2 separate regions of the Homo sapiens genome follow, and region 1 is linked to region 2. Evidence: chromatin loops called from intact Hi-C (ENCODE). Cell type or tissue: Calu3. All regions are shown on one strand. Each heading gives the region's core, and the rest is flanking DNA. Links, peaks and the distances in the headings are about the cores only.

What was found. A loop is a pair of places that touch in the nucleus more often than their neighbours do. Peaks named below come from ENCODE experiments on the same cell type or tissue, not always from the same donor. Only the 100,000 strongest peaks of a DNase experiment are listed, where the experiment ranks them.
Region 1: a loop joins it to region 2, with 2.7 times the contacts of the local background. A loop is called at or near these places in 7 of 110 quality-filtered maps.

The regions. Positions count from the first base shown.
Region 1 is chr2:216,594,964-216,612,042 of GRCh38, forward strand. LINC01280 (long intergenic non-protein coding RNA 1280) reads right to left here and starts at 11,975. Exons shown (of 4, transcript NR_110392.1): 1 at 11,899-11,975; 2 at 3,673-4,061; 3 at 221-280. It also overlaps the pseudogene PSMB3P2. RefSeq lists an enhancer at 7,990-8,711. In Calu3, for the core only: no CTCF peak of the experiment used is centred there; a DNase peak (open chromatin) is centred at 8,258.
Region 2 is chr2:216,647,989-216,655,988 of GRCh38, forward strand. All of the region lies in intron 1 of IGFBP2 (insulin like growth factor binding protein 2), which reads left to right. Among named protein-coding and RNA genes, the nearest start is that of IGFBP2, 19 kb to the left of the region's middle. In Calu3, for the core only: no CTCF peak of the experiment used is centred there; DNase peaks (open chromatin) are centred at 3,833 and 4,773.

The DNA of each region.
Region 1 (17,079 bases), core at 4,591-12,590, 48 kb before region 2:
AAAATACAAAAATTAGCCAGGTGTGGTGGTGGGTGCCTGTAATCCCAGCTATTTGGGAGGCTGAGGTAGGAGAATCGCTTGAACCCAGGAGGCAGAGGTTGCAGTGAGCTGAGATCATGCCACTGCACTCCAGCCTGGGTGACAGAGTGAGACTCCCACTCAAAAAAAAAAAAAAAAGAAAGAAAGAAAGAAAGAAAGAAAAAAAAAGTCATATACTTGCCCTCCTGCAGCTTAGCCTCTGGCAGATGGAAGACTGAAGAGCTTCTCCCATCAGAGGTGGCTGGAACACAGTTGTGAGGGTGTTATCTTTGGAGCCTCCTCCCTTTTCCCTCCATGGGCATCACACCAGGCTCCCCCCTAGGTTTACTCCAGCAGAGCCTGGTCTCAGCCTATTGTTTATGACATCTCTTTGGAGACTTTTGGGAAGGGTGACACCCAAATTATCTTATTAAAGACTTTATTTTTATTTTTATTTTTTGAGGCCGAGTCTCATTCTGTTGCCCAGGCTGGAATGCAGTGATGCGATCTCGGCTCACTGCAGCCTCTGCCTCCCAGGTTCAAGCAATTCTCGTGCCTCAACCTCCTGAGTAGCTGGGATTAAAGGCGCCCACCTCCATGCCCAGCTAATTTTTTTATGTTTTTAGTAGAGATAAGGTTTCACCATGTTGGCCAGGCTGGTCTCGAACTCCTGGCCTCAAGTGATTCACCCACCTCGACCTCTCAAAATGCTGGAATTACAGGTGTAAGCCACCGTGTCTAGCCCCAAATTATCTTTTGATAGATATACCCCAACACCCCGAAAGGGAAAGAAATTTGTCCAAGGCCATGTGCTAATAAGTGGCAGAGTCAAGACTGGAATTCTCCTCTCCTCTATCCCAATCCAGGGGGCTTTTTCCCAGGCCTGGGTGAAAATTCAACTTCACCCTGTGCAGGAGGCAACAGGAGTCTTTGCATTATCTAGGCAAAGACTACAGCTTTGGAGGCAGCTGGGCCTGTCACTTACTAACTCTTTGACCTTGGGGTAATAATTTAATTTTTCAAATCCCAGTTTCCTCAGGCATAAAAGTGGGCATAATACCATCTATCTCAAAGAGTTATTGTGAGAATTAAATTAGATGGCATATAGAATTTTACATTGGGAGGAGGTATGGCATTTTGTTGAGAAGACGGGCTTGGGTTTGAACCTTGGCTTTGTAATTTCTTGGTGGTATAACCTAGGGGGAATTATTTGACTTCTGAGAGAAAGACCTCAGTTTCCTTATACGTAAAATGAGGATAATAATAACTGTACTTCATTTATAGGAATAAAGGAGATAATGTGTAGCCAGTGCTCAGCAGGGTGCCTGGCACATGGGGAAACTTCTGCTCTTATGGATGATCACACTATGTCAGGCGCATGGCAGACTTCCAGAGAATGTTAGTTTCCGGTTTCCTTTGCGAGCAAATACTATAAACAGGATAATGGGAAACACATTTTAACAACGAGAGACAGACAGAGAGAGAGAAACGTTTTCTGGGACTTTAGGGCAACTTAGGCAACCACTGTTCCTAATTACCAGCTCTGTCGTGTTATTTGTGTTTGTGCTTCTCTCCTGCACTAACCTACGAGCACCCTCAGGGTGGAGTCATGGCTATTTATCTTTGCTTTCCCAGCAGGCAAACAGTATCAGGTACATAGTGGGCGATCAAAAATGTGTGCTGAATCATTGTCATAATTGGCTTTTTAGGAAAAATAATGGAAGCAGTACATGAAAAAGGAAATGCAAAGTAGCATGAATATGTATTTGGTGGAATGTAAATATAAGATAGTAACATCCTAGAGAGCTTTCTGTTTGTCAGGGACTGTGAGTGTGTAATGATGTGTTCAGTTCTGGCCACAAATCCTACAAGGTGTGTACTATTATTATCCCCATTTTATGGATAAAGAAATTGGGGCACAGAGAGGTTAAGAAACTTGTTGGAGGTTATATAACTAGTGAGCAGTAGAACTGCATTGGAATCCAGGTGGCTTGGCTGCAGAGACTGGTCTTCTAACCAGTATTCTGTACTCCCCTCCTTACGATTAAGCACTAAATTAGCCTCGGGCAGTTGTGAAGGTTAAATGAATGTAAACCACAATGCCCATCACATAGTGAATGCCCAGTAACCATTAGCTCTTTACCAAAAAAGTCCCACCTACCCACATAGCTCAGGCCACCAGAGATCTGGCAAGCTTGTAAGGCCAGAGGGATTAATTCTGCACAAGTGTTTGCAATAGTAACAGGGATTCCTTTAAAAAGCAGTTTTGCTGACTAATTAATTAACTGAACTCCCCTTGCACCTTCTACTTCCGTCTCTGCGCCTGTAATCCACACCATCTGGCAGTACAATTCTTTGTGTGGATATCTGTCTCTCCAACAGGACAGAAGAGATCTGATCATGTCTTATTAATTTTTCCATTTCCTGCCGTGCCTAGGACAGTGCTTGGCACAAAATAAGCATTCCATAAATAGTTGTGGAATTTTTGAGCTAAATTAAATATTCACAGTGGAAAAACAGGAATGAAATAGTCCATGAAAAGGCAGAAAGTAATCTGTAGCATCACAGTGCCAATGATTTATAAGATTTGATGCCTCCTTTTCATTAGGCAAATAATATATGTCCATGGTAGAAAAATGAGAAAATATAGATAAGCAAAGAAGAAAATGTTGAAATTGCCAATGATTCCGTTGTTAACACCTTAGTTTCTTTCTTTCTACTTCTCTTTAATGATAGGCAAACTCTTACAGGCTCGAGGTTCAAAGAACGATTCCCTTATAAGCAAATGCTTTTTCTTTTTAGAATAACTTTATGGAGGTGGACTTACATACCATTACATTCACCCTTAGGGAGTATTCAGTTTGATGACTTTGATTATTTATTTATTTATTTTTGAGACAGCGTCTCACTCTGTCACCCAGGCTGGAGTGCAGTGATGCAATCATAGCTCACTGCAGCATCAAACTCCTGGACTCCAGTGATCCTTCCACTCAGCCTCCTGAGTAGCTGGGACTATAGGCTCATACCTCCACGCCTGGCTAATTTTTAATTTTTTTTTTTGTAGACAGCATCTCACTATGTTGCCAAGGCTGGTCTCAAACTCCTGGCCTCAAGTGACCCCAAAGTGCTGGGATTGGCTGGGCGCCAGGGCTCGCGCCTGCAATTCCAGAGCTTTGGGAGGCCAAGGCGGGCGGATCATGAAGTCAGGAGTTTGAGACCAGCCTGGCCAACATGACAAAACCCTGTCTCTACTAAAAATACAAAAATTAGCTGGGGGTGGTGGCACGTGCCTGCAGTCCCAGCTACTCAGGAGGCTGAGGAAGGAGAATGGCTTGCCCCAGGAGGTGGAGGTTGCAGTGAGCTGAGATTATGCCACTGCACTCTAGCCTGGGCAGCAGAGTGAGACTCCATTTCAAACAAACAAACAAACAAACAAACGAACAAAAAACAAAGTGCTAGGATTACAGACATGAGCCCTTGTGCCTGGCTGACTTTTCGTATAATAAATTGATACATTTGTGCAACCATCACCACAATTTAGTTTTCAAATATTTCCATGCCTCCTAATGGGAAAATTTTTAAATTTAAGCATTTTAGATAAGCTTAATAGAAGAGCGCCCTGTGAGCTAAAACCATCTTTCTGCAGATTCATACCTGAATTACCCAGCAAGGTGGAGCACTGTGTGCCAAGACTGGGAGCCAGGAAACCTGGGCGGCTTGGTGTTCTGAATTTCTCCATGTCCTTAGAAAGTGGCTTTACTTCTCTTCCTACATCTTCCTGGGTCCCCATTAGGGAGGCAGAACTTCCCATGTCCTGACTTATCAGGTAATTTTAATTTTTGCATTACATATTCACTTCTTTTCTCTCTACTCGTTTTTTTTTTTTTTTGTCCTTTCTCCACTTTCCTCTCCCATCCCCCATGGCTGAGACAGGTTGCAGCAGCTCATCCATTGGGCATCTTTGGGCATCTCTGGGCATGTCTTCACTGAGACACCAGCTCCATTTTCTTCCACTCCGATCTTCCTCGATTCTGGTCTCTACCCTGCAACCAGAAGGAGCCTAGTCCAAACCTAATCAGAGCCTGTCGCTCCCCTGCTCAAAGCTCTCCCATGGCTTCCCATCCCACCTAGCATAAAATGCAGACTCCTTGGCATGACCTTCAAGATACCTGCCCAGTCATCCAACCTCATCTGCTAGCACTCTCTTCTCTGTTCACTTTCCCTGTCACGAGGGTCTACTTGCAGGTCCTAGAACATGCCACATTTGTTTTCACCCCACAGCCTTTGCACTTGCTGCTCTCCCTCATTTACTTACTTTCTCATTTCACTGGTCTCTGCTCAAATGTCACCTCCTTGGGGAGGCCTTCCTTGGCTACTGATGGAGTGCAGGACATGCTACCCTTGTGGGAAATACGGGGTAGCTACAAATGCTACACCTTGTACACCTTCACCCCCATGCTACAAATGTAGCACCTTGGAATTCACTCTCTGACCTTCTCCCACTCCCTTTTTTTTTTTTTGGAGATGGAGTTTCACTCTGTCACCCAAGTTGGAGCGCAGTGGCGCGATCTCGGCTCACTGCAACCTCCGCCTCCCAGGTCCAGGCGATTATCCTGCCTCAGCCTTCCAAGTAGCTGGGACTAGAGGTGCCCACGACCACGCCTGACTAATTTTTGTATTTTTAGTAGAGATGGGATTTCACCATGTTGGCCAGGATGGTCTCGAACTTCTGACCTCATGATCTGCCCGCCTTGGCTTCACAAAGTGCTGGGATTACAGGAATGAGCCACCGTGCGCAGCCTCTGCCATCTTTCTGTGTGAGAGCTGGCCTTTAAATAGTTCCCTGACTTACCACCCCTGAAAGTAGGTCATAAGACCCTCATGTGATAGGTATCCTGCCCTATACCCAGAGAAAAGGAATGAAGACAGAGAGATGCCAAGAAGAATCTAAACAAACAGGCCTTGCTAAGTTTCCCCCACTTTCTCACCATTAGACCACACTACCTTTGTCCAATCATAATTTACATAACTGTCCATTCTTCATCAAACCTAAACATAAAAATACACAGTTTTTTCTCTCTTTGGGTCTTCACTTCTGAAGACTCCTGTATCACATAAACATATTAAATCGGTACAGTTTTTCCCTTGTTAATCGTTCTTTGTTATAGGGGAGTCAGCCATGAACCTTGGAGCAGGTAAGGAAAAGCTATTACTTTTTCTCCCCACACTACTCTGTCTTAGCATGGCCTAGCCCTCCTCCACCATCACTCCCCACCCATTTGCCTTGCTTGCTATGTTCCTTTTTGTAGCAGGATCTGCAGTTATATCATAAGCTCAACATTCATTGAATGAATGAATAATTGGTTAACACACAATTTGCTTTGACTTATGAAGATACACCCATTAAAAAGCGTGACCCAGCTGGGTGAGGTGGCTCATGCCTGTAATCCTAGTACTTTGGGAGGCCAAGGTGGGTGGATCACCTGAGGTCAAGAGTTTGAGACCAGCCTGGCCAACATGGTGAGCCCTCATCTCTACCAAAAATACAAAAATTAGCCTGGCATGGTGGTGGGTACCTGTAATCCCATCCCAGGTACTCAGGAGGTAGAGGCAGGAGAATTTCTTGAACCAAGAAGGCAGAGGTTGCAGTGAGCCAAGATCACGCTATTGCACTCCAGCCTGGGCAATAGAGCAAAAAAACTCCATCTCAAAAAAAAAAAAAAGTGTGACCTGAAGGATCTGAATATGTGACAGTGCTATGCTTAGGATGTTCATGTCAATGTTCGTGTCCCCTCCAACACTCATGTTAAAACTTCATCCCCAGTGCAACAATATTAAGAGGTGAGGACTTTTGGAGATGGTTAGGCCATGAGGGCTCTGCCATATGTACCTTGTAAAAGGGCTTGAGGGGGTAAGTTTGTCCCTTTCACCATGTGAGGACATCACGTTTGTCCCCTTGGAGGATGCAGCAACAAGGTACCATCTTGGAAGCACAAACTTGGCCCTCACCAGGCACTGAATCTGCCAGCACCTTGATCTTGGACTTCCCAGCTTCCAAAACTGCAAGAAATAGATTCCTATTCCGTAAAAGTTGCCCATCCTCAGATATTTTGTTGAAGTAGCACAAATGGACTAAGACAGATATAGGGTGTAAGAAGAAGGCTTGCACAGGGGAGGTGGTTTCTGGGGTCTGTCTACCTGGCTTCAGATTCACCACGTAATAGCTATTTTCATCTAAAATAAGGTGCTATTTATAGTGCCTACTTCATTCATTTATTGTCATCATCATCATCACTCTTTCAAAATAGGGGCCTAGAATCTCAATAATGCCTCATGAGAAGTGGCTTTGGCAGCATGTAAGGAATAACATGGCGGTGGTGTTGGTATTCCTATAGTACAAGGCAGTGGTTCTGAAAGTATGTTTCCTAGGTCAGCTCCATCAGAAGCTGAAACTCCATCAAGCAGAAACTCTGGGTGGGCCCAGCAATCTGGTTTTGTTTGTTTGTTTGTCTGTTTGTTTTTTTGTTTTTAGACAGAGTTTCACTCTGTCACCCAGGCTGGAGTGCAATGGTGTGATCTTGGCTCACTGCAACCTCTGCCTCCAGGGTTCAAGCGATTCTCCTGTCTCAGCCTCTCAAGTAGCTGGGATAACAGGCACATGCTACCACGTCTGGCTAATTTTGTATTTTTAGTAGAGACAGGGTTCCACCATGTTGGCCAAGCTAGTCACGAACTCCTGACCTCAAGTGATCCATCTGCCTCGGCCTCCCAAAGTGCTGAGATTACAGGCATGAGACATGGCGCCCGGCCACCAGCAATCTGTTTCAACAAGCCCTTTTGGCTGGTTCTGATGCACACTCACGTTTGAGAACCACTTGGATAAGGTAGAAAACTGGTACCTACAGGTTGAGTCAGACTCACAGACATTTTTGCTTGTCCTGCATGATGGTTGGACATTTTGAAATTACCTGTCCACATTTACAATTTTGGAGATTTCACATAAAATCACAGATTTTCAGCTTCTTTGGCTGGAATGGAGTAGTAGCTGCCCCTTGAGACACAGCAAGGATTCTCCAGTTTGCCGTATCCCTACTACGGCCTGTTGTTATACCTAGCAAGGTTTATTTGTTCCCTTTACCTGTCTGGCCCCTGCAACACCTGTTACGGAACTGTTTATCATCAAGGTCAATGCCATTCCATAGAAACCCTTCATTGCACAGATGAGGAAGCAAAATCCCCACTAGGGAGGTGGCTTTGTTGCCCGTCATGGCCAATTCCAGACAGAACTCAGAGCCAAGTGACGCCCAGATCTGCTCTCTCGAGGGAACTGAGGCCAAGATGGGCAGAGGCATTAGAGCCTCTCAGGGACCCAGTCCTGCCAACCCTGCCCAGGACTCCAGTGTGAAGACACTGAGATACTTTCAAGGATAAGACTCTGGAGGATGCAGAAAATTTCCCTTTTGTCATGGAGTTTGGGTGTGAGGAGAGGGCCAGTGAGCTGGTGGAGAGGTCTGTTCATTTTCCCAGCTCGCAACCTGACAGAAGGGCAGAGGGGGTGCTCTGTACAGAGGGTCCTGGCTGTCTGCAAGGCCCCGCTCAGACACTGGGCTTTCTCCTGCAAAGCAAGCATCCCCCAGACACTGCTAGGGCAGAAGCTGCAAAGTACGAAGCCAAGGGGTCCCCTGGCTACAGTGATGGTGGCCATAGCTAGGTTGGCTTAATCCTGAGCAAACCGTTCCTGACTTTGCGAGGTTCCAGAGAGTTCCCTCAGCGAGGAGGAGGAGGGCCTTGCAGGGCAAAACAGCCCTCCAGGAAAACATCTTCCGCAGACTGAGCCAGTGGTGTTGCTGGGCTGAGCCCCTGCTTGCCCCAGACATCACTTCCAGCCTTCCCCAGTCTTTCCTTCACCTGCACCCAGGCTGCTTCTCTTCCCCAGCTGGCTCCTGAAGAACATTCCTTGCCTCCTGTTTCAGGGACTTCTCTCCAGGTAGTCTTTCAGTTCTTTCTCTCCTCTTCATCCTCCCTCCAGCTTAATCCCTCTCTCCCCTCAGAAACGTCTTTCCCTCACAATTGACCCCAGGCCTCTGACTTTGCTTTGTACATAACCTGGAGCATGCTCTGATGATAAAATGCCAAACCGCATCCCTTGGTCGCCGGCTCTTTTCCTGCCAGCCCCAGCACCACCAGCATCTGTGGCAGCTCCCGGGCTCCCAGCTTGTCTGGCACCCAGAGCACCTTTCTGGCACCCTACACTGGGAGGGTGGGGGAGGAGGAGCTGGGCTTCCAGGGAGAGAAAGGCTGGGCAGTTTTGATTCTCAGAGGCAGGGAGGATGAAGGAAGGGGTGAATACAGTGTGAGGAAGGGGAGGAGAGGAAGGGGAGGGGAGGAGGAGGTGGAGGAGGGGGAAGTGGTGTTTGCTTGAAGGTCAGAGGGGAACTGGAGTGTTGAAAAGCATGAAGGGCAGAATTATGGGGATGGTGATTTAACCTAAAGCAGTGGTTTCAAATTTCTTGGACTATGACACCCGGTAAGAAACACATTTTACATCACAACCCAGCAAACTACACTATGTGTGTGCACACGTGTCCACACATACACCATACATCCTGAAAAATCAAATTTCACATGAGGATACTTATGCTTACTACATGCGATACACTAATATTTCTATTATATTCTTTTTTCCATATGCTTATCTTTTGTATATAATTATAATAAGTAGTCATTAAACAAGGATACTATTATACCTATTAAAGTGATTTCATAATCCACTAGTGATTCATAAACCACAGATTGAAAAAACGATAAATATAGGCAGTGAGAGTGAATTTATTACTGGCTCCTAAATCTATGAAGGGTGATTAATAAATAATGATATTTATAAATAATGATAGCAAATAGACATAGTTCTCAGCAGTTTTACATGCATGATTTTATTCAGTCTTATAAATCTATTAGGTACTATTATTATTCCCATTTTACAAATGAAGGAACAGACACGCCCGAGAGTTCAAATAACTTTGCTCAAGATGGTAAGTGGCAGAACCAGGATTCAACCCTTCCAGCCTGACGCAACAGCCACAGTCCAATATTCAGACATTCCTGCTGTTAAAGACATTATTCAATGACATTTGCTAAACCAGAGTAAGGAAGACTTTACTCAGGACTATCCCTATACATTTAGGGACCACTGCAATGAGGTCTCACAGCAGGGGAGAGAGACTGGGCTCACCTGGGCAAGTGGGGATTTGTAGCCAAGGAGCAGGGTGGGGGTCAGTGGATGGAAAATTACTGAGAGTAAACATTAGAGGTAAGGGGGATTCTGGCCAAACAGAGCTAACAGGATTCTTGCTGAAGACAGGCCAGGGTGATCAGACAGCACCTGGGGGATGGTAGAGGATGAGGAACCTGATCAGCTAGAAACAGTGTCCAGATCTCAAGGATCAGGGAGCTTCTTGCTAGACTGATTTAGCAGGGCTCTTTGCTAAAACTGGATTTTACAAGAAAGAATCTCAGAGGAGATTCAGAAGCCTAACTGAAGTTTGTCCAAGCAAAGAATCTTTGTCACTGCACAAGGTGACCTGTATACATTCATCCAGTCATTCATTTGGAGCTTTGAGCTTGGTGCTCCAGAGTGACAAATGACTGATGGTAGCTCCTGCCACTTGGATAGCTGTCAGCAGTAAGAGGGAAGCAGATCTGGAACACAGAAGTACTGACATCACAGAACCTGAGGAATCACAGAGTGGGGGCAGAGATCATCAAGGCCACCCCTCACTTCACAGATGGGAAACTGAGGCCCCAGGACCCCCAGAGCTAGAGGCTGAACCTGGCATGAACCCAAGAGCTCTAGGCAACCAAATCTGTTCTCTTCCCTTCAAGGGCCTCCCTGCAGGATTATGAGAAGCCAAGATGGTAAAGAGATATTTGTAGTTGCCATCTGGAGATTCTTTTGGGCAACATCATGATCTCCTGGAAAGAGAGGTGAGCAAATGCCCAGTTCTGCCCTGCTGTTCCTCAGCACCTGGCACCATGCCGGACACTAGCTACCTTCTGTGAGCATCACTTATACTGTCCATTTTCTTTTGGTCATGTGCACCCTCATCACTGCTCTGCTAGACTCTTCTTACATTTACCATTTCATCTTATATTTTAGTTAATTCTCATTGCATTTGAAATCTTCCCAACAGACTAGATCCATAAGTACGTTAAGAATGTGGAATGTGTCTGCCTTCTATACTACCATCTACTCAATTGCCGTGGACCATGCCTATCTCATAAGCAGATGCTGAATAAATGAATAAATGAATGGGCATTGGGGAACCATATCCTGAACTTCCCAACTGAAGCACTTCTCCTGGATTCCTAGTGGGCAGCTTTGTACATAGAAGTTGCTCCACACATGAGTTCATGTCCTTCATCCTTGGCAGCAAGCAGTAACTACTTATCCATGGATCAGGGTAGGGAGAACAAGAACCTCAGGGATAACACCACTGAACCTGCAGCTTCATTTCAGCCTGCAGAGAAAATACAACTGTGGCTATTGAGCCAGGCAGGTCAAGCCTTCCTGGGTCATCTAAAATGACTGCATGCTTGCTCTTCAGTCCTTTCCTTGCACCTGCATTTCTGAGGTGCCTTTGCCCTCTGGCTTCCAGGTAGCTGTGGCTGATTGGAGGAACTGGTAAATCACTGGAGGGCCACCAGAAGGAGGGGAGAAGCCGGCCATTCCTCCTTCTCCAGTCCCTCTACTTCCTGCCTTCTTGGGCAGCAGTTGACTCCTGTGTGGCCGCAGCTCCCTTGGGGGCAGCCCCCACCATCATTCTAGTACCTGCTAGATGTACAGTACTAAATTTTTAAAATAAAATACAGGCCACCAGTTAAATGTGAATTGCAGATAAACTGGATACTTTTTTTTTGGAGATGGAGTCTCACTCTGTCGCCCAGGCTGGAGTGCAGTAGAGCGATCTCGGCTCACTGCAACCTCTGCTTCCCAGATTCAAGCGATTCTCCTGTCTCAGCCTCCCTAGTAGCTGGGACAACAGGCGTGTGCCATCACACCTGGCTAATTTTTTGTATTTTTAGTAGAGACAGGGTTTCACAATGTTGGCCAGGCTAGTCTCGAACTCCTAACCTCAGGAGATCCACCCGCCTCTGCCTCCCAAAGTGCTGGGATTACAGGCGTGAGTCACCGTGCCTGGTCCAACTGGATACATTTTTATATTACATTTTTGATTATGATAAAGTACACATAACATAAATCTTACCATTTTAACCTTTTTAAAGTATACAATTCTGTGGCATTTAATGCACTCTATACTGACTTAAAATACTAGCAATTATTTGTTATTTATTTGAAATTCAGATTTAACTAGTGTTAAATACAATAACTGTTATTGTTAATACAATTGTAGTAGGGAATTGTATTGTATTGTAATAGGGTGACCGTTGCTCCTGGGCTCTGAAAAAGCACCTCTTGTTGTCACCCCTCCAGTCCAAGGAGGTTTTTCTAGCACCTCTGTAACCAATTACCTTCATTAAAGTCTCTGAATAAGACTTAGCGAACTCCCTCCCTCCTGCTTCCCTGGCTGGACCTTGACTGTACAAACAATGAGAAGTACCCACCCTCCAATCACCAAGAGTCCAGATATCACAATAAGGTCCCGGAGTGAGCTCCCATGTGCTTCCCTCCCGCCCAGCCTGCTCCATCATCAACCCCCTTCCTCATCAGCTCTCAATCCTCCCCAACTCCAGAAAGCAGGCCAGGTGTCTCTGTAATTCTCAGGTGCACCCCCACCCCCTGCCTGGGGTGATTGGTTCCATGTGTCTGTCTGCGGGGCCACCCGGCCCCCTCCTGGCCCCCCTTACCCGCCTTCCGCCCACCTGCCTTCCTTCCTCACAGCTTCGCTCTCGCCTCGCTGAGCCCTTCCTGTCGCACGTCTGACACGTCCCCTGCGTCTGCGGGCTCTCCTGCTCCCTCCCTGCCCTCTTTCAGACAAGACAAAGAAAAGAAAAGGGTGGCTCTTGTTGCATTCACTACTTTTATTAATGAATGCAAGAACAAAATCAGCTGGCCCTGCAGACGTCCTGCTGAACTGGGGTGCTGTAAAAGGAGATGGAATCCTAGCATTTTGGTTTTGAAAGGGACTTGAGGGGCGAATTAATCTCATTCCTGTACAATACGGGGTGCCTCTCCCAAAATCACGAAAACCAGAAACGCGGCAGGAGAGTCATGAACCCATGGAGGTGAACAGTTCAGCTGCTGGAATATAGACAAGTGGTTCCCAAAAGTACTTTACATCCTGAGAGCCTGAGTGTGTAGTGAGATGGATTGGCACAGCGCTACGCCAGGTGCGTGTGGCCTGTGCTGCTGGGGCAGTGTGTGTTGCTGCACCACAACGTGATAGCGATAGAGACGGAGAACACTCAGAAACTTCGGGAACTATTTGACATCTCTGCACCTTCCAACGCCTAATCGTTTTGCTAGTCATTCACTTTATGATTGTATTAAGTGTCAGTCTGTGATGAACTAAGGTGCAAAAACGGGTGCTTTGCCAGAGGTGATTTGAAAAGCACTCTTTCGGAGCCACACTCAGGAGTTGGGTCCAGTTTTGGAAAGAGGATAAATGTCTGGAGGCAAGTGACTTAACCTCTATGGATCTGAGTTTCTCCTCTGTAATATGGGGACAATCTTGACTCCTACCTCATGGGACTGTTGCAAGAATTCTACAAGTACATGACATAAGCACCGTGGGGCACCAGGCACACAGTGGGGAGGGTGTGTGATTATTTGTAGACGCTTCTTGACTTGAGTTGACCAAACCACCAAGATCATTGTCCACTGACTCTCTTTCTGGGAATCTCTGAGGACGTAGCTTCTATTCCCACTCTTTGATGGCTGTTATAATAATTACTGATCTTAAAGTTCGCTTCTTTCCATGGTGACATTTCCATCCCATCCTCTGTCTTGACTCACGGGACCTACAAGATGAAACCTGGGATCTCTGCATTGGACCCGAGCACTGGGTCCACCCTGAGGCCCCCTTGGAGCTGATGAGGGAAGCCAAGGGCAGTTATGGGGGTCTGAAGAGAAGGTGTTAAGCCATGAGAGGGAAAGGCCACAAAACCAGAATCACAAAATAGGCACTAAAATCGGGACTCCACAAGGGCAGCAGAAGGCAGACCATTAGAAAGAAATGTGGGACAGTGGGGCGTCATTGTGTTACTGTAAAGGAGTCCCAATCCAGACCTCAACAGAGGGTTCTTGGATCTCATGCAAGAAAGAATTCAGGGTGAGTCCATAGAGTAAAATGAAAGCAAGTTTATTAGAGAAGTAAGAAACAAAAGAATGGCTACTCCATAGGCAGAGTAGCCGCAAGGGCTGCTGGTTGGCTATTTTTATGATTATTTCTTGATCATATGCTAAACAAGGGGTGGATTGTTTATGAGTTTTCTGGGAAAGGTGGGCAATTCCTGAAACTGAGGATTCCTCCCCTTTTTAGACCAAATAGAGTAACTTCCACATATAATGAGCAGTGAGGACAACCATAGGTCACTTTCCTTGCCATCTTGGATTCAGTGGGTTTTGGCTGGCTTCTTTACAGCATCCTGTTTTATCAGTGGGGTCTTTATAACCTGTATCTTGTGATACCAGTCCTGTCAACCTCCTATCTCATCCTGTGACTAAGAATGCCTAACCTCTTGAGACCTCTCAGTAGGTCTCAGCATTATTTTACCCAGCCCCCACTCAAGATGGAGTCACTCTTGTTCGAATGCCTCTGACAATTGCAGCAAGCTTTTGGCTTATTCATAGCATCCTTTTTTAAAAAAAAAAATATGTTTATTTATTGATTTTTTTGAGATGGAATCTTGCTCTGTCACCCAGGCTGGAGCACAGTGGCGCAATCTCGGCTCACTGCAACCTCCACCTCCCGGGTTCAAACGATTCTCCTGCCTCAGCCTCCCGAGTAGCTGGGATTATAGGCATGTGCCACCTCACCCTGCTAATTTTTGTATTTTTAGTAGAGATGGGGTTTTGCCATGTTGGCCAGGCTGGTTTCAAACTCCTGACCTTGGGTCATCTGCCTGCCTCGGCCTCCCAAAGTGCTAGTATTACAGGCATGAGCCACCACACCTGGGCTACAGCATCCTTTAAAGTGTAGGACATGCTCCTTCCTGATATGCTTCTGGAAAGCTGAAGATGTTCTCTGATGTCTGATAACCACTATTCACACCTTAACACATCTCCCTCACTCTAGGAGGGGATGTTGTTGCAGACCCTGTCACGTGGTGGACAGCAGACAACACCACACTTTGTCAGCCGGTAGGCAGCTGTGGTTCTGGTTGCACTGGTGTGCCCTGCCTGTGTCTCCCTTTCCTTCGTATACCTCTACTGTTAAAAAAAGGTCTATGCCAGAGGACTCAGTACCAATCCTATATTCACATCTAGCTTATCAGCATGCTGGGTGTGCTTTGTACTACGTTTTTCTTTTCTTTTTTGAATTTCGAATTACTTGCCAAGACTTTCAAATTGAGAGAATTCATGGAAAAGTCTGAGAACTAATTTTGCTTTGAAATGAGCCCCTTTAGCTACCTTGGACCTTCATTCCTGCCAGGCCACAATCAGCTGGAGCTGAGTGGCAGCTGACCCCTTCAGAGGCACAAGAGCTCTCCCCTTGGCACAGTCCCCACCATTCCTGATGGTCAAGAAGCATCTATGTACGAATCCTCACAGCTCTCTGCTTATCTAACTGATTAATGTTCCCTTTCTGGTACATATAGACATCTGAGTTTGCAAACCCTTGTCTAAATTTTGGACTCTTAAGAAGTCCCTAGAGCCAGGCGCAGTGGCTCACGCCTGTAATCCCAACACTTTGGGAAGCCGAGGCAGGTGGATCACCTGAGGTCAGGAGTTCAAGACCAGCTGGCCAACATGGTGAAACACCATCTCTACTAAAAATACAAAAATTAGCTGGGTGTGGTGGCGGGCGCCTGTAATCCCAGCTACTCAGGAGGCTGAGGCAGGAATATCGCTTGACCCCAGGAGGCAGAGATTGCAGTAAGCTGAGATCGTGCCATCGCACTCCAGCCTGGGTGACAATAGTGAAACTCCATCTCAAAAAAAAAAAAAGAAAAAAAGTCCCTAACACAATTCTTCTCTTAACTGGCTGTTGGGATATGCTTTTTTTCATTTCCATCCTCTACTTCAGCCCCTACTCCATTCCTCTGCCCCAATCTCAGCTCAGCTGGCATTAGCATCTGCCCAACATTTTTCTTTTCTTTTCTTTCTTTCTTTTTTTTTTTTTTTTGAAAGAAAGGCAATTTTATTTCAAAAAAAAAAAAAAGTGTGCTCTGGGAACAGGGTTAGTCCATTTGGGCCTTCAGTGTCCTGGTGGTGATTTTGTCCTTCTTGGTGATGTGGATGATGACTCCCATGCCTGACCCTGCACCCCAGTCCACAGCATTCAGCATGGCTGGGGAGATGGTTTCAAACGGGTGTTCTGGATCCATGTTGGGTTCCCAGAGGGACTCACACATTCCGTACATTTGTTCGGCATAGCTGCCATTGACCACAAAGTCATCAGTCACCATGGGGAAGCCGATGAGGTCTAGAGAGCAACTGAAGGGCTTAAAGGTCTTCAGGTCCAAACCAGCAATGACTGGATCAGTGTAGTAGGGGCCAAAATGTTTCTCATACAAGAAGTTGGCCACCATGCTCGTGAAGGTATAAGGTTTGATCTGCTGACCTTCCTTCAACTCATATAGGTTCAGCTGGAACTTGAGGCACTGGGCAACTCTCTGGACGTCAGTGGCAAGCCCGGCCAGACCGATGTACAACCAACCACCCATGGGAAAGATCTCCTGGAAGTCCGTGGTCACCATCTGGGCCTGGATCCCGAAGTGCCTGTCTGCAGCGATGGCCACACGGTTCTTCCCCTTCATGGCCATGATGGCTCCTCCGTTATAGGACATAATAGACATGATTGTGTGGTATACGAGGACCCCTCCATTGCCGGAGCAATTCCAGTAAACCGGGTCTAGCCTTCACTCCTGCCCATCATTTCTGACATTTAGACTCTACATAGAGGGTCCTGAGATTCCAGGCCTTTACTCATCCTGCATCCCCTACCTACTTGGATGAATATTAATATTTACAATAACAGAGAAAAGTTCTCCAGAATGTCTGGGAGGTGAAAGAAGTTAAATAAATGGAAAGTGTTGTTATTGTTTGCACCATACTCTAGTTCTTCCAAGGGCCGGCTTCTAAACCTTTCCTGAACATCTCTTTTCTGATGATGTCTCCTCTACAACTCGAGATCGTGTTCTTGTCACTCTTCCATGGACATGGCCACCGCTTTCTAACTGGCTTCTCTGACCCTCCTTGGTTTCCTTTAGATCCTTTCTGCCAGCATGGTGATCTCCCTGAAATGCAATTTTGTCCATCTTACTCTTTTGCTGAAAACCTCCGATGCTGCTCTATTGTTTCAACATGAGAGAGTTTGAGATTCTCAGTAGGACTTAAGATTTCTCTGTGACTCACCCCCTCCCTACTGCTCCAGCTCCATTGCCTGCCATTCCCAGTTTTACCCTGGAGTTTTCCAGGAACACAAACTACTAGTGGTTGCCACAGCACCCCGAGCTCTGTTGCCTCCATGCCCTTGGCTGTGCCATTCTGATGGCCTGGAAAGCCCTTCCCAGCCTGTGCAATGTCTTCCTCTAAACTCAGTTCCTGAGTCTCTACCACGTCCCATGCTGAGTAGGTGCCCTGCCACACTGCCCTGGGCATCCTTAGCACTGCCCATGCCCTCTAATCCTGCATGGCCTGCCTGCTTTGTTGGGGTGTCAGATTTTTGAAAACAAGAACTGCATCAATCTAGCTCACTTTTACATCCTCAAAACTCAGCCCACAGTAGGAGCTTAATCAATGCTGATGAATAAATAAATCACGTCTCCAATTAGAAAGTAACTTTCCTGGTCCGGTACTATACCCTTCTAAAAAAGAGATGAGTAGGTGAAATTGAACAGAGCTCTTAGCTGTGCAACTCCAAGCTTTGTGAAGCTGGA
Region 2 (8,000 bases), core at 1-8,000:
CATATTGTTCATCCTTCTTCCTTCTCAAAAGGTTTCTCCTAAGTTATACCAGAGGGAGTCTGTGCAATTTCTTCCCATCTGCAATTTATCAGATTTGTTTTGTTCTTTCTTATGAAATTCTTGGATGGCTTCTAACTTGGATCTCTCCTGTTTTAGTTTAAGGCTGTTTTCTCTCTGGTCCTTGGGGAGACAGAACGGCTCCTTCCCTTCCCTTGGGTTTTCCTGGCCCTTGGACACCTCCACCACTCAGCACCCTCTGGCAGCACCAGGATGGATTTGTCCCTTGGCTTTCAGTTCTCAGGCCTGAGTCATCTTGATTACTTCATCTTCCCCTTCTTAATTCTGTGACCCTCTTCTACTACCTTTGGGTCTTCTTTCTGACTCATTTCCGAGTTCTTCATGGCATAGAGAACAGGCCAGGAGCCCAGGGCTAGGTTCTGACTGGTGGACAAGTGACCCTGGTAACATCATTGCCCTGGCCAGTGAGAGTGGTGGTGAAGTCCGCCATGTCACTATCGTTTGGTCCTCTTCCAGTAGGGCTTCAGGGACACTTGAGGTTACTGATAGCTCTGCTTGATGAGGAAGATGAGGGGTGGTTGGTGTGAGAGGTGACTTTTTTGTTTTTGTTTTTATTTTTGAGACAGAGCCTCTCACTCTGTCACCCAGGCTGGAGTCAGTGGCGCGATCTTGGCTCACTGCAACCTTCGCCTCCCGGGTTCAAGCGATTCTTCTGCCTCAGCCTCCTGAGTAGCTGGGATTACAGGCATGCACCACCATGCCTGGCTAATTTTTGTATTTTTACTAGAGACGGGGTTTCACCATATTGGCCAGGCTGGTCTCGAACTCCTGACCTCGTGATCCACCTGTCTTGGCCTCCCAAAGTGCTGGGATTACAGGCATGAGCCACCGCGCCCAGCCCTGAGAGGTGACTTTTTTAAAAGAATATTTAAAAAATGCAGAAAAGTACAAAGAACAATGTAATAACACAAGTCTACCACCCAGAACCGTGGGCGGTTGATATTTTGTCCACTAGCACGCAGTACTTACTTAGTGTTTATCTTTCTTAGCTAAGCAGACTTGCATATATGTGATAGATGACTAATATGCCTATGTTTGCATATATTGCATCTATATGCATATATATGATAGATGACCAATATTGTCCAAATTGTTTTGTGAAAATAAATTGAAAATGCACATAAAGGTTTTATTTTCCCTCTTAACATTAGGTGTCTGAGATCTAATGTTGACATCCATAGGTCAGAAATATTCTTTTTAACTGCTATATATTGTTCCTTTGTATTACCCTACTGGTTTTATTTATCCATTCACCTGTTGAAACACTTTTGGATCTGGTTGCTAATAGTGTTTTTACAACTACAAGTAATGCTGTAATGACCATTTTTGTACATGTGTCCCTGTGCACATGTAGAGAGAAGAATTGCTGGGTCAGGCACATTCTTCCCATTCCCATAGTCCCTGGTTCAAGTTTGAATCAAAGCACAGTCTACTCACTTGGGCCTCAGCAACTAGGTCACCTTGCCAGGTTCCTGGATGGCTTTAGTTGAACCCAAGGAGAAATGTTTGGGACCCGTGGAAAGGAGTGAAAGCTGATAGTGCTGTTTGCCATCTTGATATCAGTTTCTCTGGCTCTTCAAGGACAGCTTGGCTCACGGGGCCCCAGAGGACCTTGGCTGAATTTGAGCATGTTTTTGTTTTCTCAAACTGTCTGCCTCAGCCCTGACCCTCCCCAGGTCTTTGCAATTCCAGGAATGACCCTGATGTTTATAAAGGAGCCCTTTGGAGAGTGCACAGGCAGGGAGGCTCTGGAGAGGCTGTGCTGTTTCTGTTCACTCGGGGGGAGCCCGAGATGAGATGGCAGCATGAGGGCATACTCTAGAAACCTCCATGACGCCAGGCCAGGAGAGGCCCCTCTGCATGTATCCAAGCAAGCATATGTGTCTGTTTACAAACCCATGAGTGGATGAGCTTACAAGGCTGTGTCTCTGCAAAGCTTATACCCGAGACCACCTCTCTTGAAAAGAAGAGGCATTGTTCTCGCCTCACCAGGAAGTTCTTCAGGAAACAGACAGAACAGAGAGAATCACAAAGGCATGGGGGCCTGGCAATGCCAGAGCTTGAGAGGAGAGGTATCATTCAACATACAGATTCCTTAGTCCTTGCCTCTGACTTTCTGGGGCTGGGGTCCAGGGCTCTTATTTTTAGCAAGCTCATCAGATGATTTCTGATGAAGAGCTATGTTTGGGAACTTCTGACTGGGTCTAATTCCCTGAATTTACAGATGAGTACACTGACACCTGCGCAAGTTGAACACCCTGCTTAGCGTCACTCAGAATCCCAGGGGTGGTGGTGAAGTCAGGATCGAACCTCAGTCCTTCCTCCCACACTGGGACTGCTTGGCCAAGGCTTCGAACCCAAAAGCTGGTGCTCCAAAGGAAATCCAAAAAGAGTTTGCAGAGTGGTTTGACGTGGAGGGGATTCATCGGCCAGGTGGGGGCTCTCTGCCCTCCCTTGGTGGTGCATCATCTCCTGTAGGTGTTTTGTCACCGTGGAAGGGCAGTAGCCTGTGCCTGTTGGGCTTGCCACTCAACAGAGGTCACTGAGCTCTTCCGCACTCAGCTGGGTGATTGGCCTGTGGTAGCTGCAGGTGGAGGGAGATGATTCTCAGAAGAGAAAGGCCAGTTCTTGCAGTCGTGTGATCTTATAACCTAGGGGACTTGTGGATCTGAAACATCTGAGAAGGCTGTTTGCAGTTATTTACTACCACAAAGGAAACTGGGAGAGGAGGGACCACCTGTTGGAAAACCATGCTCAGAAGTGACTGGTCTGTTGCTGAAGGATGGAAGGATATCAGGTGTTGCATGGCTGGCTCCCTTGCAGGAAGGAAGGGCTCAGGGGGTGAGAAGGAATAGGAAGGGAGTTTACAATGAATGAAGCTGGGTGTCCTCAGGAGATAGATGGACCAGTTGGGGTGATGTCATTAACTAAGCTGGAATGTGTCCTGAGTGCCAGCCTATACCGCGACAGACATCTGTGCACACTATTCAGAATTCCAGTGTGAGAGGCCACTGCCCCCTCTGACCTTTTGAAAAAAAAAGTCAGGGGAAGACACATAAACAGTGTCACTCACCCACAAAGTCTCAGGACCTCAGGTTAAACTTTAGCTAAAGAAGTAACAAATAGAACCCCCATTTTACCTTCCTCTTTCCTAACTTCTGCCTCCCTCCCTCCCACCAGCATGGCCTGAATTACTAATCCCAGCCTGTTGGTGGGCTGTGCTATTGAACATAGTGGCCACATGCTAGATGGAGTTTGGTGACCACCATCAGCCATCCAAAGAGGACTGGCTTCAAATTCTCTCCAACAAAAGCTGTTTCTTGTATGTGCTGGCGTGTTTATGAGCCCTGTCTCAACTGAGCATGCGTGGTGATTATGAGCTACTGCCTGACCTCCTTCCCTTTGTCCCTCCCGCTAAATTCTGTAAACAAAGTTAAAGTAATTTAGGCAAATTCATTCTTGCTTAAGGACTTCTATTAAATGGCAGAGAGCTTTGATATTTAGCAATGTATAAAATTTGTACAATCAAAACCAAGCTTTAGAAGAAATATGCAATAGATCATATTGCAGAACTCTCATGACTCATTTTTTCCATGCATTTGGCCATTCTACAAATCAGACATTACCTAGCCTTCCCCTCACATGGCAGATATAACTTTTATTTACCCATTCAAGAAATTGATTGTTCACACATTCCTTTTTCTTTGAAACAAGGTCTTGCTTTGTCGCCCAGGCTGGAGTGTAGTGGTGTAATCTTGGCTCACTGCAAGAAGTGAACTCCGCCTGCTGGGTTCAAGCGATTCTTGTGCCTCAGCCTCTCAAGTAGCTGGGACCTCAGGCATGTGCCACCATGCCCAGCTAATTTTTGTATTTTTGGTAGAGACAGGTTTTTGCTATGTTGGCCAGGCTGGTCTTGAACTCCTGGCCTCAAATGACCCGCCCACCTCAGCCTCCCAAAGTGCTGGGATTACAGGCATGAGCCACCATGCCTGGCCACCACACATTTTTTTCTAAAGCTTGGTTTTGGCCACAGTGAGAGTTTCTTGGGCTGTCAGGGGTAAAAATACCATGTCTTGTTTAACAGCAGCCATCATTTTAGCAGAATTTTTTTTTTTTTTTTTTTTGAGACTGAGCTTTGCTCTTGTTGCCCAGGCTGGAGCGCAATGGCGCGATCTTGGCTCACTGCAACCTCCGCTTCCCGGGTTCAAGTGATTCTCCTGCCTCAGCCTCCTGAGTAGCTGAGATTACAGGCATGCGCCACCATGCCTGGCTAATTTTTATGTATTTTTAGTAGAGACGGTGTTACTCCATGTTGGTCAGACTGGTCTCGAACTCCTGACCTCAGGTGATCTGCCCGCCTCGGCCTCCCAAAATGCTGGGATTACAGGCGTGAGCCACCGCGCCCCGCCCCTTAGCAGAATTGTTAATATCATTTTTCAGACTTGAGAAATTAGAGCTCAGAGAGGTTAAAGGTTCTGACTCGTGAGTGAATCTCAAAGGGCAAAGCTGGCATTCAGGGTTCTTGACTGCTGGGTTCATTGCTCATTCCAGTTTGTTAATGAATCGTCCACTGCTATGGATATTAATGGAGTCGTCTAGAGAGCAGGGGGAGGAGGATGGTGGTTAGTATTTATTCTGTTGCCCAACATATGTCAAGGCTAAGTGCCTTTTGGGAGAAATTAACAAAGACGGAGCCATGTGAGTTTTCTGCCCAGCTAGGGTGGAACCAGGAAGCTGCGGCCAGCCTTCATTCCCCTGGCCCATTACTCAGAATTAACTCTTGAAAGGCTTGGAATGCTATTACCTGTTGCAAGAGGTGAGTTCATTGGAGGAATGATAAGTTCAGGGTTGGCTTAGATCATCTCTGTGGTACTCCTCTTTCCCAACCCTGCTCTTAGATTTTAAGATAATCATGAGATAGGAGGAGAAGGCTGGAAAATGGTAAGTCTTTCTTCAGAATAAAGAAAAGAAGAAAGAAGAGAGACACATGAGCTGTTAGGAAGATGTGATTGTTCTAGGTAGGGAAAAGGTCTTATTTCCTCACCAGGTCTGGATAAGGACCGGGGCCACACACTCTGAGGAGGAAGGACCAGGGAGGTGCTTTTAGATTCTTGGGGCTTAGTTTCCTAAGAAAGCTTTTTAAGGTCTCTCTTAGATCAGGAATCACCAATTTCCAAATAGAGCACTGAGGTCAGAACATTGTGCTAGGAGAAAATGAGATTTTGTGGGAGTCCGTTTCTATCAAACACAAGAGTTTGATTTGTTGAGTAAGATCATTGATGCAACAAACAGGATTACATTGGAAAAATGAGCTGTGCCAAAATTAGGTCTGAAAACCTGGGTATGAATGCATAGAAGTGAACAATAAAGGCTCTTTCTCTTGGGCTGTCAGCTTCCAGCTGCTCTCCTTGGCTAAATTAGTAAGGGTGGGCCAAAAGACAATGTAGGGACCCCATGATAATTGTGAAGAATGGCAGAGAGGTTGTTTGCTCCTGTGAATTCAAATGGTAGTCCATCTGGGCTCAGGTTTGCCATCTGTAAAATGGGACAACGATCCATTTCTTTTCATCCCATCTGCCTTCCTCATCTCCAGCTCTCCTCTAGGGGTCTTAGGTAGAAAGGTGTGGCAGTCTACCCAAGGCAGGGGTGGGAGTTCTCCCCTGCCCTTCAAGCCCCCGACTAATGGCTCTGGGGTTGTCTGTCATCTCCCTGACTTCTCTTTGGAAAAGCTTGACCTTCTATATGTGAAATCCCTTGCTTCTGTGTTGACCCATTTCCCTAGGTGCTATGTAGGGAAGAAGAGCTAATGCTTACTAATCTACAGGGAAAGTCTCTTCAGGGGCCTTGGAGGTTTCTATCAACCATTTCTAAGCCCATGAGCCTTTTCCATTGATGTCATTTGGGGTTGCTAAGAACCATTTCTTATAGTGACCTTTGCACCATAGCCCATGGAGTTGCATACATAAGTGGTTGCTTAATAAATATTATTCTGAACTTAACTCTCTTAGGCAGAAAAAAAATACAACTTGGTATTTTTGTTCTGAGGGCAAATTCCATCTCTAGCTGGAGTTCGACATCTGGAATGTTTTCCTGTGGATTGTTCTTGCAGCCTATAAGAGGATATATGGGAAGAACTTGGTAACATGTGATAATGCCCTTGTCTGACTGAGGGGAGGAGGGGCGCTATGTGGGTACTTCCTGGTAGGCAGGAAATGGAAGTGGCTAAGAGCTAACCCCATGTGTGCCTACTGTGTGCCAGGCCCTCTCTGTAGATGCAGGCAGCATCTCTTTGGATCCTCCCAGTTGCCCATAGGAGGTGCATACTGTTTGTCCTTTTACAGATGAACAATGGAAGCACAGAGAGCTTAAGAAAGTTGTCTGGTGCTGCACAGCTCAGTAGTAAAAGCTTGAATTCCAACTCAGGCAGTTAGATTTTGGGGTTTGAATCTCTTTGGCTGGGAACAGTAACAAGGAATGCAGGCTTTTCTCAGCCTACAATGCTTTCTGATCTCTGCCTGGTCAACTCTTTCATTTCCCTTCCCTGGGCTTCTACTTCAAGATGTGGAGTTCAGATCTGGCTACGGGATTTGAGTCCAGAAGCCTCTTCCTGAGAAAGAAACAGATGCTGATGCATGGTCTTGTTAAACCATCTTTAAAAGACCTTGCATCAGCAAACCAGGCCTGTGGATTTCTTCATCTTATTGGCATGTTCGTTGGCACTGCTGAGATCAATAAAGAAATGGAATGAAACATACCCTTGAATCCAGGTGGCCTCTGTGAGGGTGGACAAACTTGACCTTCACCTCAGAGAGTTTGGGACATCTCAGGGCAGGAAATCAACTTTGTCCTCCTGGAGGAACACTGCCAAGTTGACCCCAGCCTCCTGGGACCTGGAGCCAGGGTTGCATATGACATCTGTGGGCCCTGGACACTGCCTCTGTGGGCCCTTCTATAAAAACATATATTTTTAAAATTTAAAAATTATTATTTTTCGTTTTTGAGACAGGGGCTCACTCTGTCACCCAGGCTGGAGTGCAGTGGCATGATCATGGCTCACTGCAGCCTCTAACCCCTGGGCTCAAGTAATTTCCCACCTCAGCCTCCCAGGTAGCTGGGACCACAGGTGTGCATCACCATGCCTGGCTATTTTTTTATTTTTAGCAGAGACAAGGTGATATAGTTAGGCTTTGTGTCGCCACCCAAATGTCATCTTGAATTGTAATCCCCATAATCCCCAGGTGTTGATGGAGAGATCAGGTGGAGGTAACTGAATCATGGGGGTGGGTCCCCCATGTTGTTCTCGTGATAGCGAGTGAGTTCTCCTGAGATCTGATGGTTTTATAAGGAGCTCTTCCCCGCTTCACCTGGCACTTCTTCCTGCCACCTTGTGAAGAAGGTGCCTTGCTTCCCGGACCTTTGGCTTCTACCACGATTGTGAGTTTCCTGAGGCCTCCCCGCCATGCTGAACTGTGAGTCAATTAAAGCTCTTTCCTTTATAAATTACCCAGTCTCAGGCAGTTTTTTATAGCAGTGTGAAAATGGACTAATACAGTCAGGCGTGGTGGCTCATGCCTATAATCCCAGCACTTTGGGAGACCGAGGTGGGCCTCCTGTGGCAAGGAGTTCAAGACCAGCCTGGCCAACATGGTGAAATCCTGTCTGTACTAAAAATACAAATATTAACCAGGCGTGGTGACACATGCCTGTAGTTCCAGCTACTCGAGAAGCTGAGGCAGGAGAATTGCTCAAACCCAGGAGGCGGAGGTTGCAGTGAGCCAAGATCGTGCCACTGTACTCCAGCCTGGGTGACAGAGCGATACTCTGTCTCAAAAAAACAAAAAAAAAAAATCAAAAAACCATATTTTATAACTTGTTTAATAAATGCAAATGTATTAATATTATATAGTAAGACTTTTTAACCT